Regions from separate parts of the Homo sapiens genome. Here region 1 is linked to region 2. Evidence: read pairs that join two places in POLR2A ChIA-PET (ENCODE). Cell type or tissue: Panc1. All regions are shown on one strand. Links, peaks and the distances in the headings refer to the core of each region. The heading gives the core; the rest is flanking DNA.

The links. ChIA-PET counts read pairs that join two places held together with the same protein. Peaks named below come from ENCODE experiments on the same cell type or tissue, not always from the same donor. Only the 100,000 strongest peaks of a DNase experiment are listed, where the experiment ranks them.
Region 1: POLR2A ChIA-PET joins it to region 2 with 18 read pairs; 16 of 35 experiments call an interaction of 5 or more read pairs at or near these places.

What each region holds. Positions count from the first base shown.
Region 1 is chr19:38,555,556-38,558,466 of GRCh38, forward strand. The region is part of intron 89 of RYR1 (ryanodine receptor 1); the gene reads left to right. Among named protein-coding and RNA genes, the nearest start is that of MAP4K1-AS1, 39 kb to the right of the region's middle. RefSeq lists an enhancer at 1,737-1,926. In Panc1, for the core only: no CTCF peak of the experiment used is centred there; DNase peaks (open chromatin) are centred at 1,376 and 1,897.
Region 2 is chr19:38,637,652-38,640,562 of GRCh38, forward strand. No RefSeq gene overlaps it. Among named protein-coding and RNA genes, the nearest start is that of ACTN4, 8.5 kb to the right of the region's middle. RefSeq lists enhancers at 1-133, 2,014-2,911. In Panc1, for the core only: no CTCF peak of the experiment used is centred there; no DNase peak of the experiment used is centred there.

The DNA.
Region 1 (2,911 bases), core at 85-2,584, 82 kb before region 2:
AACCCAAAATAAAACAGTACAAATAAAAAAGTCACAGTCCTTTAAATCATCAAATATCTAGTGAGTGTGCAAATTTCCAAATCTCATAACTTTCATGTAACTATCAGGATTTTTTGTAGCTTCTTTAAATCAGAATCCAAACAAGGGCCACCCATTGCAATTGGCTGATACTTTTTAAAATCATCTTTCATCTCTTGCTTCCCCTCTATTATCTTTTCTTTTTCCTTGCAATTTATCTCCTGGAGATCCAGTCCTGCAGATCTTTACTGTCCAACAGAAATACAATATGAGCAATATGTATATTTTTAAATTTTCTTCTTTTTTTTGAGACAGGGTCTCACTCTGTTGTCCAGGCTGGAGTGCAGTGGGGCAATCTCAGCTCACTGTAACCTCCACCTGTCAGGTTCAAGTGATTCTCCTGCCTCAGCCTCCTGAGTAGCTGGGATTACAGGCATGCGCCACCACACCTGGCTAATTTTTGTATTTTTAGTAGAGACAAGGTTTCGCCATGTTGGCCAGGGTAGTCTCAAACTCCTGGCCTAAAGTGATCTGCCCTCCTCACCCTCCGAAAGTGCTGGGATTACAGGCGTGAGTCACCATAATTTTAAATTTTCTAATAGCCATGTTTTTTAAAAAGTAAAAAGAGGACCGGCATGGTGGCTCGTGCCTGTAATCCCAGCACTTTGGGAGGCCAAGGCGGGAGGATCACTTGAGGCCAGGAGTTTGAGCCAGCCTGCGTAACACAGCAAAACCCTATCTCTATAAAAACTTTAAAAAATAACCAGGTGTAGTAGTGCATATCTGTAGTCCCAGTTACTGGGGAGGCTGAGGCAGGAGGATCTCTTGAACCTTGGAGGTTAATGCTGCAGTGAGCCATGTTCATGGCACTGTACTTCAACCTGGGCAACTGAGCAAGACTCTGTTAAAAAAAAAAAAAAGTAAAATGAAACACTACACATAATCTAGTACACTCAGGATATTATTTCAACATGGAATCAATCCTGTTTATTTATTTATAGAGATGGGGTCTTGCCATGTTGCCCAGGCTGGTCTCAAACTCCTGTGCTCAAGCAATCCACCCTCCTCAGCCACCCAAGGTGCTGGGATTACAGGCAAGAGCCACTGTGCCTGGCCATAATCAATCTAAAAAATGATTAGCTCGACATTTTTCATTCTTTTTTCACACTAAGTCTATCAGTGGATAGTGCTGTCCTAGTTGTAGAGCTTCCCATAGTCTGGACCTGACCAATGCGTCCTTGTGGTGTCATTTCATGTGTTCCTGTGTCCCCTGGGTTTCCTCCAAAGTGGGACTCAGCCAAAGTTCGAGCAGATTCAGATTTGGGTGTAAGGAGTTTTTTAGCCAGAACCTTCCTATGTGGGGCTACTGTATACCTCCACCAGGAGGCACCTCCTTTCCAGATGCCAGCAGCTGTTTCTGCTCAACACTCAGACATATTCATTCATTAGAGATTGCAAAATGGCGATAGTCTCATTTCTTTTTTTTTTTTTTTTTTTTGTGACAGAGTCTCATTCTGTCACCCAGGCTGGAGTGCAGTGGCATGCTCTCGGCTCACTGCAACCTCCGCCTCCCAGGTTCAAGCGATTCTCCTGCCTCAGCCTCCCAAAGTGCTGGGATTATAGGCATGAGCCACGGCGCCCAGCCTCTTAGTTTTCATGATGCTTCCTTCACTTGACAAATGAGTATGAGTACCTACTGTGTGTCAGGCACTGCCCTGGTCCTGAAGGTACAGCAGTGAACAAAACAGAGAGCCCACTGTGGGGGCTGATAGTCCAGTGGGAAGGGGCAGATGCAAATAACGAAATACACGAAGTAATTGCAGGTTATAATCTGTGGTCTGAAGGGTGTGGGAGTGAGCAGGGTGTGGTAAGCCCTGTAAACCGGCTGGTGGCGGAAGGCCTTCTGCAGGAGGGGACAGCGAAGCTGAGAGTTGAAAGATACCATATGACTCAGCGAGGCTGTGGTGTCCCAGGCAAAGGGGACAGTAAATGGAAAGGCTGAAAAATGGGAACAAGAGGGACAGAGAGCAGCCTGGGCAACATGGCGAAACCAAACCCTGTCCCTACAAAAAATACAAAAATTAGCTAGGCATGGTGGCCTATGCCTGAAGTCCCAGCTACTTGGGAGGCTGAGGCAAGAGAATCACTTGAACCCAGGAGGGGGAGGTTGCTGTGAGCCAAGATCGCGTCATTGCACTCCAGCCTGGGTGACAAGAGCGAAATTCTGTCTCAAAAAAAAGAAATAAAAATACAAAAATTAGCTAGGCATGGTGGTGCATGCCTGTATTCCCAGCTACTCGGGAGGCTGAGGCAGGAGAATCGCTTGAACCCGGGAGGCGGAGGTTGCAGTGAGCCGAGATTGCACCACTGCACTCCAGCATGGGCAACAGAGTGAGACTCTCTCAAAAATAAAATAAAATAATACAATAAAATATAAAATAAAATAAAATACTAGCCAGGCACGATGACTCATGCCTGTAATCTCGATACTTTGGGAGGCTGAGGTGGGAGGATCGCTTGAGCCCAGGAGTTCAAGACCAGCCTAGAAAACATAATGAGACCTTGTCTCTACAAAAAAACTGTTTAAAAAATTAGCTGGGTATGGTGGTGCATGCCTGTGGTCCCAACTTGGAAGGCTAAGACGGGAGGATCACTTGAGCCCAGGAGGTCGAGGCTATGGCAAGCCATGATCACTCCATTACACTCCAGCCTAGGTAGTAGAGACAGACTTTGTCTCAAAAAATTAATAATAAAGTAAAACAACTAAAAGACTATAAGTAGACTGTAACACAAAGAAAGGATAAATGCCAGAGGGAATGGATAACGCATTAACCCTGATGTGAGTACGTATTGCATGCCTATATCAAAATAGTTCATCTACCCCATAAATAAA
Region 2 (2,911 bases), core at 217-2,716:
AGAAGGGGAAGAATAATGCACCCTTCTGAAACCTGTGAGGGTTTCTCCGGCCCTTGCCAGTAAAGGCCTGAGATTGGGGCCTGTCCTGTCCTGTCCTTGCTCTTAGAAAATGTGAGCCACAGGCCGGGTGCAGTGGTTCACGCCTGTAATCCCAACACTTTAGGAGGCCAAAGCAGGAGGATTGCTTGGCCAGAGTTTGAGACCAGCCTGGGCGACAGAGTGGGACTCCGTCTCAATATATATATATATATATATATATATATTTTTTTTTTTTCTTTTTCTTTTTCTTTTTTTTTTTTTTAGAGACAGAGTCTCACTCTGTCGCCCAGGCTGGAGTGCAGTGGCGCGATCTCAGCTCACTGCAACCTTTGCCTCCCAGGTTGAAGCAATTCTTCTGCCTCAGCCTCCCAAGTAACTGGGACTACAGGCACACACCTCCACGCCCGGCTAATTTTTTTGTATTTTAGTAGAGATGGGGTTTCATCGTGTTGCCCAGGCTGGTCTCGAACTCTTGGGCTCAGGCAGTCTCCCTGCTTCGACCTCCCAAAGTGCTAGGAATACACACGTGAGCCACCGCGCCTGACCAAAAAGTTTATTTTAAATAGCTAGGCATGGTGGCGCGTGTCTGTAGTCCCAGCTATTTAGGAGGCTGAGGTCGGCAAATCACCTGAGCCCAGGAGGTCAAGGCTGCAGTGAGCTGTGATCACACCACTGCACTCCAGCTTGGGTGACAGACCCTGTCTCAAAAAAGAAAATATAAGCCATTGTTAATTTCAGGCTCAGAAGTGTTTGTCACCAAGGTTGCAAGCTAGTCCTCAGTACTATTCTGTATGGAGAGACTTCATGAGAAAATTAGTATATATATATTTTTTCCTCTCAAGGTGTCATAGGTAGACAGCTCCTTCAGCCACACCATTCTTTCCAAGTCGCATGCCGCTCCCCTGGTTAGTGTTACCTGACAGGAGACCTGACTCACCTTACATGTTCATTCCCTTCTTACCTGAGGAATTTGGGGCACTCCCAGTGGCCCTTAGGCAGTGCTTTTCCCCTGTGAGCATATTGCCTGGAGGGCTAGGGGGTTGGGGGAATGCAGGAATTAAAAAGACCCAGTAGAGGCTGGTTTATGCCTGTAATCCCAGCACTTTGGGAGGCTAAGGGAGGAGGATGACTGGAATCCCTCTACGCAAAAGTAAAAATTAGCTCAGGTTGGGCATGGCGGTCCATGCATGTAATTCCAACAGTGGGAGGCTGCAGCAGGAGGATTGCTGAAAGCCAGGAGTTCGAGACCAGGTCAACAAAGCGAGACCCTGTTCCTATAAAAGTTTTAAAATTAACTGGGCCTGGCCAGGCACAGTGGCTCACGCCTGTAATCCCAACACTGGGAAGCCAAGGCAGATGGATTGCTTGACCTCAGGAGTTCGAGGCGAGTCTGGGCAACATGGTGAAACCCTGTCTCTACAAAAAACTACAAAAGAAAATAGCCAGGCATGGTGGTACACACATGTAATCCCAGCTACTCTGGAGGCTAAGGTGGGAGGATCACTTGAGCCTGGGAGGCAGAGGTTGCAGTGAGCCAAGATGGCGTCACTGCACTCCAGCCTGGGTAACAGAGTGAGACCCTGTCTCAAAAATAAGTAAGTTGGCCAGGCGCGGTGGCTCACGCCTGTAATCCCAGCACTTTGGGAGGCCGAAGTGGGCAGATCACGAGGTCAGGAGATCGAGACCATCCTAGCTAACACGGTGAAACCCCGTCTCTACTAAAACTACAAAAAAATTAGGCAGGCGCCTGTAGTCCCAGCTACTCTGGAGGCTGAGGCAGGAGAATGGCATGAACCCGGGAGGCGGAGCTTGCAGTGAGCTGAGATCGCACCACTGCACTCCAGCCTGGGCGACAGAGCTAGACTCCGTCTCAAAAAAATAAATTAAAAAAAAAAAGTAAGTAAGTAAAAATTAGCCAGGCACAGTGGTATGTGCCTGTAGTCCTGGCTACCCAGGAGTTTGAGGCTGCAATGAGCTATGATTGCACCACTGCACACCAGCCCAGGTGACAGCAAGACCCTGTCTCCAAAAAAGGAAAAGAAATGCCCTAATAGATGTTCATTACTTAGAGTAGACTGGCAGCTGCCCCTTGGTGATTTATTGATGGATGCTGGTGTGCATAAGCGTTGCCTTGGAGAGGGCAGCTGTGGTACCCAAGCTGCCAGCCGGCCTGACCTCCCTGTGTGCACTCACAGCCAGCATTCCTCAGAGGGCCCTGCCTGTGGGAGCAGACACCCCTTGCCCTGGGGCCCAGACCTCAGCAGGGCCCCAGTAGCCAGGGAGTGCCTAAATCCTGGGGACTGAACAAAAGTGTGCCTCTGCAGCTCACTGGGATAAAAAGGACTGGGAGGCCTGGCACAGTGGCTCATGCCTGTAATCCCAGCACTTTGGGAGGCCGAGGTAGGCAGATCACCTGAGGTCAGGAGTTTGAGAACAGCCTGACCAACATGGTGAAACCCCGTCTCTACTAAAAATACAAAATTAGCCGGGCGTGGTGGCGGGCGCCTGTATTCCCAGCTACTTGGGAGGGTGAGGCAGGAGAATCGCTTGAACCCGGGAGGCAGAAGTTGCAGTGACCCGAGATCGCGCCATTGCACTCCAGCCTGGGCAACAAGAGCGAAACTGCCTCAAAAAAATAATAATAAAAAGGACTGGGATGCCTCTACCACCCATGAACTTGGGCACATTAGCAAAAGGCACCCCTTCTGGGTGGGGACAACTCCCAGTTACCCACTTGGCAGGTGCCCTTATGCAGGATACAACCTGCACAATTGGCCATGGCTGCTCTGCAAGGGAAGAGGAAATGACCTTTTTCCCCTCCTCTGGGAGCCACATCTCATCCTGCCTCACTGGGCTGCTTTCACTATCAGAG